Linked DNA regions of Homo sapiens: region 1 is linked to region 2. A link is a contact called in ENCODE Hi-C data. All regions are on one chromosome and are shown on one strand. Each heading gives the region's core, a stretch centred on a gene start or an enhancer-like site at or near the end of the contact. The rest is flanking DNA. Distances are from core to core; before and after follow the strand shown. Region 1 holds the start of MYO1B (myosin IB). Region 2 overlaps STAT4 (signal transducer and activator of transcription 4).

Region 1 (4,297 bases), core at 5-2,504, 190 kb before region 2:
GCCAATATCCACTAGCTACACACACAGACCCAGAGGCACACACATACACACCAATACCATAGTTCATAGCAAAATTTTTTCAAATCTCAAAAAAAAAGGGGGGGGGGCTTCTTTCACTGTAACTAAGAAGATTTGCTTTGAGCAATCTAACATTGGGAACGCCTAGAAACTCAAGAAGCACACAACTTGTTGCAGCAATAAACGCTGGGCCGAAGCCTGAACAAAGCACTACAAATAAGCTCTAGAAACTCACATGGCCCTTGAACAAAATGTTGTGTGTTTGTAGTTACCTCTCCAGCGCGCTCTCATCACCCTCTCCCAACCCTCTCCCCAACTCTCTTCCCGGCCCCACCACCCTTCGTAGCTCCCGTCTCTAATCTGGTTTCCATTCCAGCCCCGCCCCCTTCCCCTTCCCTCTCTGGGACCGTGAATCAATCCCATCCCGGGCAGGAAACGAGACCCAGGGCAACCCCCTCCGCTGCGGCGGAACAAAGGAGGCGAGCGCAGCTGCACGCGCAGGGAGGCCCACAGCGTCCCGGGCCCCTCCTCCCCCGCCGCCGCCGGGGCACACCGCACCTGAACCCCACTCCCCAGGACGCCCCATTGTTCTCCCTCCGCTTTCCTGCCCGGAGGAAGCCACACCGTGTCTTTCCAGGGGGCCAGGAAACAGCTGTGGGCCAGAGGAATGGAGGGGCTGTGGGTGAACACGAGGACAGCCGAGATTCGACTCTGCCCACAGGTACGAGAGGCATGGGGCAAAGTAAGAGCAACTTAGTTTACAAGCCCTTCTTCCCTCCCGCCACCCCCGAAGCCACTGCGGAGTCACGACCACCCTCCGCAACCTACAGCGTGCGCCGTTCCCGCCGCAGCGCCGCGTCTCCCAAGAGAGCGGCAGAGCCCGCTGACCCCCGCCCGCAGGGTGCGACGGGGCCAGGGACCGCGGGCACAAAGGCGCGGAGCAGGCGCCTCGGGGGCCGACGACGGACGCAGAGGGAAGGGCAGGGGAGAGAGAGAGAAAGCGCTCGCGCTACCTCGCCTGGCGCTACCTCGCCGGGCGCCACTCCGCCTCCACGTCGTCCTCGCTCTCCGGTGGCGCTCCGGGACGCGGGCCCAGCCCGGGGCTGCGGGGCTCCCGCCGCGGCTGTTCTGCCAAGGCTGTCCCGCGGCTGCCGGCCGACTGCGCGCCGCGCGCTCTGGTACTGCCTCCACGCGCCGCGGTTGAGGCTCCCGTGCGCACCCAGCTGCGGAGTGCTCAGCGGCGGCGGGAGGAGCCCGGCCACTCCCCTCTCGCCCGCTGGCGGAGGGGCCGGCCGAGGGGCGGGGGCGGCGACCTCGCTGCCTGGGATTCGCCCCTCGGCGCGCGGGCAGGAACGGGAGCCACCGCCTCCGAGCCGACTCACCTCTGTCCGCCCGGTGCCGGCTTCACAGCGCCCCCCGGTGAGCGTCGCGGCGGCCTCCGCGCCTTGCGGGTTTGCGGCCCGACCCTCCGCACCCGGGGCGAGCCTGGATGGGACGAGGCTTGAGGGAAGGAGGGGCGATCGTCGCGGCCCCCACGGAAGGCAGTCTTTCTACCTTTTTTGCTTCCAGACTCACTGACATAAAATGAGAAATACAACATTTGACAACTCGAAGCCAGCCTGGGGTCACATTCCGGCAAACAGTGGGAGTAAGTCTCAATTTTTCCTCCTCCCCAAGATGAAAATTTTTGGATGCCGAGAATATCAGAAAATATTAGTTTCACAGAAAAAGAAAAAAATTATACTGAGTGGTGTGGTGTGTCTTCATTTACAAGACTTTTAGTATCTTTTAAATTACTTAATCTCACATTGTGGGAAATAGACACTGGCCAATTCTTTGTGTTATAAATACATGAGAGGTAGTTTAAAAGAAATTTCAAATACCCATACGTATTTGAATAGAGTGTATTAACAGGTCCTGAGTAATGATCAGTGATGGGGTATATTATACAGGCATGTAGGGGCCAGAGAATCAGGACACCCCCCCTACACACACACACACACCTTCTCACTCAAGCCCTATTGCCTCATTGGAGAATTTAGAACAATCCTCTTGACCCAGGTCCTGGTTTCTTCATCCTCGCACAGGGAAGGGTGCGCATTCAAACTTACTCACTGGGTGAGATGAGGATTACTTGGCTGAGGTGTTAAAAGCACTGTAGACACAGTAATTATTACTCATGGTTCTAACTACTTTATCCTATAATGAAATAAATTGCCATAAATGGGCCAGGTTTAAATGGACTGACCTGTATCTGGAAACTGTCACTAAAGTGAGGTGAACCAAAGAATTCAGACCATATATAGTAACTGTTCCCACTGGCATAAGAACCACAGGCGCTGGGATTTGTTAAATGCCACTAGTAGAGTTTGGAAAGGTGGGACCTTCACAGACTATATCTGCTGGGAACTGTCTCATCATTGATGTCACCATCAGCATCACTTCAGATGTACAAGTGGTGTGATAATGGGCGAAACTAACACATACTGGGTACCAGGGACTGTTCTTTGTTTAATCCTCACAAAAAGCTCTGAGGTAAGTTTCTCTCATTATCCTTGTTTTACAGACCAGCAAAGCCAAGGACAGAGAGGTCTTCAGGGAATACATGGCTATGGTGGTTTGAAGACTCCCATTAGAGAGTGGATATTAATTGCCCTCCTTTTGAATATGGTCTGGACTTAGTGATTTGATTGTAACAAATAGAATACAGCAGATGTGATGCTATGTGACTTCCAAACCTAGGTCATAAAAGGAGATGAAGTTTTCACCTGGCTCTCCCTTGGGACACTCACCCTTGGAACCCAGCTGCCATATTGTGAGGAAGCTCAAGCCACAGGGAAGGCCATGTGTAGGTGTTTGGGCTGATGGTGCCAGCTGAGGACCTGGTCTACTGCCAGTACAACTTATATCAAGCATGTGAGTTGGCGAGCTTTTGAAAGAACTCCAGCCACAGTCACTGACCACGCTGCCTGAGAGACCTAGAGAGAAAACCTAGCTGAGCCAAATCAGGCCCCGGAAACGTAAGTGATAATAATAAAAGATTGTCATCTGGGTGGTTGTTACATAGCAATAGACACCTAGAACAGTGACAGAGCTGGAATTTGAACCCAGATAGTCTGACTCTATAGTCTTCACTATCAAGCACACTACCTCAGACCTTGATAACCTAGCATAATGAAAACCCTGGAGATCCCAGCCTTCACAATAGGCAACATATGAACCTGCTACCTGGTGACGTGTGTTAGACTCACTTCTCCATTTTGCTTGTCTGAGTTTAGGTTCCCAAGTGACTGCTTATAGCAGTTTGGCAGTTCATGGAACTTCTGACCTCTACTGTCCAGTTCAGCTTTTCAAAAATAGCAGAAATGCAGATGGCAGGTTCATGAATATAAGATGTATACAAATTGAAGAGTGGGGGAATTCTATAAACTTTTGATCTTGGAAGGTGGCCAGATTTTAGAAAAAGTAGGTTTGAGACAACTATGTGCTGAGTAGGTCTATCAAAATAGCTAGCTACTAGAAGTAAAGTTTTGAAACTCCTGACTCAAGAAAGGGATAGGACACAGTTATGTCAGAACAGTTCGGCCTCTAGAAGGACCTCGCATAGTGAGGACAATTAAGACTTTCTCCATGATTTTAGCAAGTTCAAAAAAGAAAATAATAGAAACTGTAGAACTTATCCTAATAAACACTAAGAAAATGAACCAAGTTATTAGCCAAAAATATTTCTAGAGAAAAATCATGCTTCTCTTTTAAAAATACTGTTTACCTAGTTTTCATAAATCTCAAAACCCAAGTTTCTGAGGACATACAGGTTTTAAAACACTTTTACCTTCCTGGCCATTTTTTTCAAAAACCAATCAATCAACAACTTTTGAAATTATAAAAAGCAGATTAAAGTTATTCCCACAATTGTCAAGAATAGATAATAGGCTGGGCGCAGTGGCTCACACCTGTAATCCCAGCACTTTGGGAGGCTGTGGCAGGCGGATCATGACGTCAGGAGTTCGAGACCAGCCTGGCCAATATGGTGAAATCCCATCTCTACTAAAAATACAAAAATTAGCCAGGCGTGGTGGCACGCTCCTGTAGTCCCAGCTACTCAGGAGGCTGAGGCAGAAGAATCACTTGAACCCAGGAGGTGGAGGTTGCAGTGAGCCAAGATCACGCCAGTGTACTCCAGCCTGGGTGACAGAGCGAGAGTCCATCTCAAAAAAAAAAAAAAAAAAGAATAGATAATAAATCCATCAACTACAAAGGCATTTTTTACTTTCTCCTC
Region 2 (4,319 bases), core at 200-2,699:
GCATTTTGGGAGGCCAAGGTGGGTGGATCACAAGGTCAGGAGTTCAAGACCAGCCTGCCCAACATAGTGAAACCCCGTCTATACTAAAAATACAAAAAATTAGCCAGGCATGGTGGCAGGCGCCTGTAATCCCAGCTATTCTGGAGGCTGAGGCAGGAGAATCACTTGAACCCGGCAGACGGAGGTTGCAGTGAGCTGAGATCGTGCCAGTGCACTCCAGCCCAGGCCACAATGCGAGACTGCATCTCAAAAAAAAAAAAAAGAAAAAGAAAAAAAAAAAAAAGAAAAGAAATTAGGAACCATGCTGAGAAATAAAACATGCCATCAGTGAAGAATTAAAATGGTAGAAAGAGCACTGAACCTTGACTCAGAAGGTCTGAGTTCTAAACAATGAAGACATAGTACCTAAGTATACATAGTAGTTGGTCAGTATATTTTGCTGATAATTACAAAGATAATCTGTCTTAAAATGGAGAGGTGTTACACAATGGAATATATTATTCAGCCATTGAAAGAATGAAATTGTGTCATACGCAGCAACATGGATGGAATTGGAGGTCATTATGTTAAATGAAATAAGCCAGGCACAGAAAGATAAATATTTCATGTTCTCACTCATGTGGGAACTAAAAAAGTAGATCTCTTAGAGGCAGACAGTCGAATGGTAGTTACCAGAGGCTAGGAAAGGAAGCAGGGCAGGGGGATAAGAGAAAGTTGGTTAATGGATACAAAGATACAGTTAGATAAAAGGAATAAATTCTGATATTCAGTAGCGTAGAAGGGGCCGGGCACGGTGGCTCACGCCTCTAATCCCAGCACTTTGGGAGGCTGAGGCAGGCAGATCACCTGAGGTCAGGAATTCGAGACCAGCCTGGCCAACATGGTGAAACCTCGTCTCTACTAAAAATACAAATAGTAGCCCGGCATGGTGGCAACTGCCTGTAATCCCAGCTACTCAGGAGGCTGAGGGAGGAGAATCGCTTGAACCCGGGAGGCGGAGTTTGCAGTGAGCTGAGATAGCACCACTGCATTCCAGCCTGTGTGACAGAGCAAGACTCAGTCTCCAAAAAAAAAAAAAAAAAAAATAGTGTAGAAGGGAACAATAATTTATTGTATATTTTTAAATAGCAGGAAGAGAAGAATTGTAATGATCCTACCACAAAGAAAAGATAGGTTACAGATATCTCAATTACCCAAATTTGATCATTACACACTGTATACATGTATCAAAATATCACATGTACCACAAAAATATGTACAACTATGATATATAAATACAGAAGTACAAAGGCACACACACACACATACACACATGCAATAATGGATAGGCATTCCTGGTTTCATTTTTACATCTCCAAAACCATGTCTGGCTAAAAGCGCTTTCATTTTAGGAGGCTAGCTTGGGGAAATAGGATGTTCCTTGGTATAGCTGCTGTACACAGTTCACCTTGTCATGTCTAGAAAGCTCTGACCCAGCCTCATCCTGTTGCTTCTTGCTTTTACCACTTCCTCTTGACCTAGAGTTCTCTTTCTGCCTTCTTTCTAATTCTGCATAATTCTTAAGATTCCCAAAGACCCTACTATTTTTCTCGCCAGAAACCATGTTACTCCTTCTGCTTATTAACATTTAGCAATTGCCTCACTGAATGTTTGGGCGCCACTGAATCTGCCTCAAAAAGTCTACTTTCTAAAAGATAAAATGTTAAAATGATAAAAGTCTACTTTCTAAAAGATAAAATGTTTCTAAAAGATAAAATGTCTACTTTCTAAAAGATAAAATGTTTGGTTTTTAGTATTGAGGAGTATGTTTTGTTTTGTTTTTAATCCTTCCTGTCAAATAAACTGCCAAATAAATAAAATGTAATAAAGAATAATGTATTATAAACATCCTTGTAACTAGCACTCTTTTTTGTTAGGCTCAATTCCTACCATCCAGGAACTTTCAACAAGGGGCCATGTTTAGTAATAAGTAAAGTAGGAAGAGCCCTTAACTTAGAAATGTCTGTCTCCCAAAAAAGTCACATGGAAAAGGAAGAACAAGGAACACACCAAAAATCAGTTAGGTCTTTATTTCAGCAGGTACAATATATAAAATAACAAAACCTCAGTTTTTACAGTGGTCTTTTGCTCTTGCAAAGCGTTTTCACATTGGTTATCTTCTGCATAATAACTTTGCTTTTTAATACAAAAATAAATATAGAAAATAAAAATCAGCTGGGCGTGGTGGCTCACGCCTGTAATCCCAACACTTTGGGAGGCCGAGGAGGGTGGATCACAGGGTCAAGAGATCAAGAGCATCCTGGCTAACACGGTGAAATCCCGTCTCTACTAAAAATACAGAAAATTAGCCTGGCGCAGTGGCTCACGCCTGTAATCCCAGCACTTTGGGAGGCCGAGGCGGGTGGATCACGAAGTCAGGAGATCGAGACCATCCTGGCTAACACAGTGAAACCCCGTCTCTACTAAAAATACAAAAAAAAAAAAAAAAAAAAAAAAAAATTAGCCAGGCTTGGTGGTGGGCGCCTGTAGTCCCAGATACTCTGGAGGCTGAGGCAGGAAAATGGCATGAACCCTGGAGGTGGAGCTTGCAGTGAGCCGAGATTGTGCCACTGCACTCCAGCCTGGGTGACAGAACCAGACTCCATCTCAAAAAAAAAGAAAAAAAAGAAAAATTTTAAAAATTGTCACCTATAATTCCACCACTTTGCAACGCTATTAACTTCTTCATTTTTATAATTTCATTCTTTTTTCTAAAATAATTATATATGTATTTTAAAAGTGGGATCAAATAATACACACTATAAAATTTGTTTTCTGCCTCTTTTTTTCATTCAGTAATCTACATCAATGCACATTTATTTTGTGTCAGTAAGTCTTCTTCCCCTGTAATGTCATTTAATAGCTTACTATGCTATATGGTACACACTGCCCTGTAGTTTATTTTTCTAGTCTTCGTTAGACTTGGTTTCTCAGGGATTGGGAATCATCACCTACAGCTTAGCTAAAATGATGCTTTCCAGGCGCCAAGGAGTGCTGTATAGATTCTGAAAGTTCCCAGCATGATTTCCTTTTTCGAAAATGTTGACTGAAAGCTAAAGTCTTAGTGATATGCCAACTCCAAGTTTCTAAAGTGGCATCCCATGGGGTGAGACAGGAAACTCCTCTCTGTCAAATCTGGGCAGTTGTGTCAGGTTTCAATGAGTTTGAAAATATGTTGCTGTTCTAGAAGTCAAAACTGTGGCCAAGAAAATGACCGCAACAGGTACGACCAACTTAATATGTAGCTGATAATGCTTTTCCATCTAAATATTGTTGTTTTCTTTTACAAAGCAACCAAAGGAAATGAAGTCCAGTGCTGGAGGTAAAGGAAATGAGGTAGGAAATGTTTTCTCCTATAGAATTTTTCTGGAAACAGATCTTATAATATCTTATTTTTACAAAGCTTTTAAACTGCTTGACTTCATATAAAATCAAATTCATGTTTTTCTCATTATAGATGTAAAGCTTGATAATTGCAGACAATATGAGGAAGTTTTTCAAAAAGAGAAAATGAAAATAACATATTATATGTTATCAACACCCTCCAAAGAAAATAACTATTAACATCTTGGTATACATCATTCCAGTCTTTTATTTATCTATATATTACTTTAAAAATATATGATACTCATTGCTTCATAGCCTGCTTTTTTCACATAGCAATGTATCTTTTTTTTCTTTCTTTTTTTTTTTTTTTTTGAGAAGGGTCTCACTCTGTTGCCCAGGCTGGAGTGCAGCGGTGAGATCTTGGTTCACTGCAGCTTTCGCCTCCCAGGCTCAAGTGAACCTCCCACCTCAGCCTTGCAAGTAGCTGGGACTATAGGCATGTGCCACCATACCTGGCTAGTTTTTGTATTTTTCGTAGAGACAGAGTCCCACCATGTTTCCCAGGCTGGTCTTGAACCCCTTGGCTCAAGTGATCCACCCACCTTGTCTCCCAAAATGCTGGGATTATAGGCGTGAGCCACCGTGCCCAGCCCGGAGAACAGTTTTCCATAATTTTAAATACTCTTGGAGAACATGATTTACATTGCTTGCATTACATTACATTTTATAGGTGTGCCATAGTTTCTTTAGTCAGTCCATTATCAAGAAATATCTTTGTCATTCTTCATTTTTGTTCACTCATTTTCTCACATATATGAAGTCAGGCTGAAAAATTATGATATGTGGGGTAAAAAACAACCCTATTATTTTGAGATATCAATTACCTCGCTCTCTAATGTTTGCATTTCACTAGACAAATTGAATGAAAGAACAAACTGATGCAGTCTGAGTAC

The links. Hi-C counts contacts between places; a loop is a spot of excess contacts on that map. Pooled maps may share reads with other maps.
Region 1: a map of chondrocyte shows a loop between it and region 2 (3-fold over the local background). The contact joins the promoter of MYO1B here to the enhancer-like site in region 2. A Hi-C loop is called at or near these places in 2 of 168 maps with a recorded cell type or tissue (chondrocyte and naive thymus-derived CD4-positive, alpha-beta T cell), 2 of 37 single-sample maps with no recorded cell type and 13 of 50 pooled maps.

Annotation. Positions count from the first base shown.
Region 1 is chr2:191,242,361-191,246,657 of GRCh38, reverse strand. MYO1B (myosin IB) reads right to left here and starts at 1,254. Exons shown (of 31, transcript NM_001130158.3): 1 at 1,032-1,254. It overlaps MYO1B-AS1 (MYO1B antisense RNA 1), which reads left to right and starts at 483. Exons shown (of 4, transcript NR_186085.1): 1 at 483-739; 2 at 2,585-3,038. RefSeq lists a silencer at 944-1,333 and an enhancer at 746-1,368.
Region 2 is chr2:191,053,546-191,057,864 of GRCh38, reverse strand. STAT4 (signal transducer and activator of transcription 4) reads left to right here. Exons shown (of 24, transcript NM_003151.4): 14 at 3,331-3,375. Among named protein-coding and RNA genes, the nearest start is that of STAT4-AS1, 34 kb to the right of the region's middle. Within about 2 kb of position 1,449, at least 2 of the 41 ENCODE cell types and tissues checked have a DNase peak (open chromatin) inside an H3K27ac peak, as active enhancers do.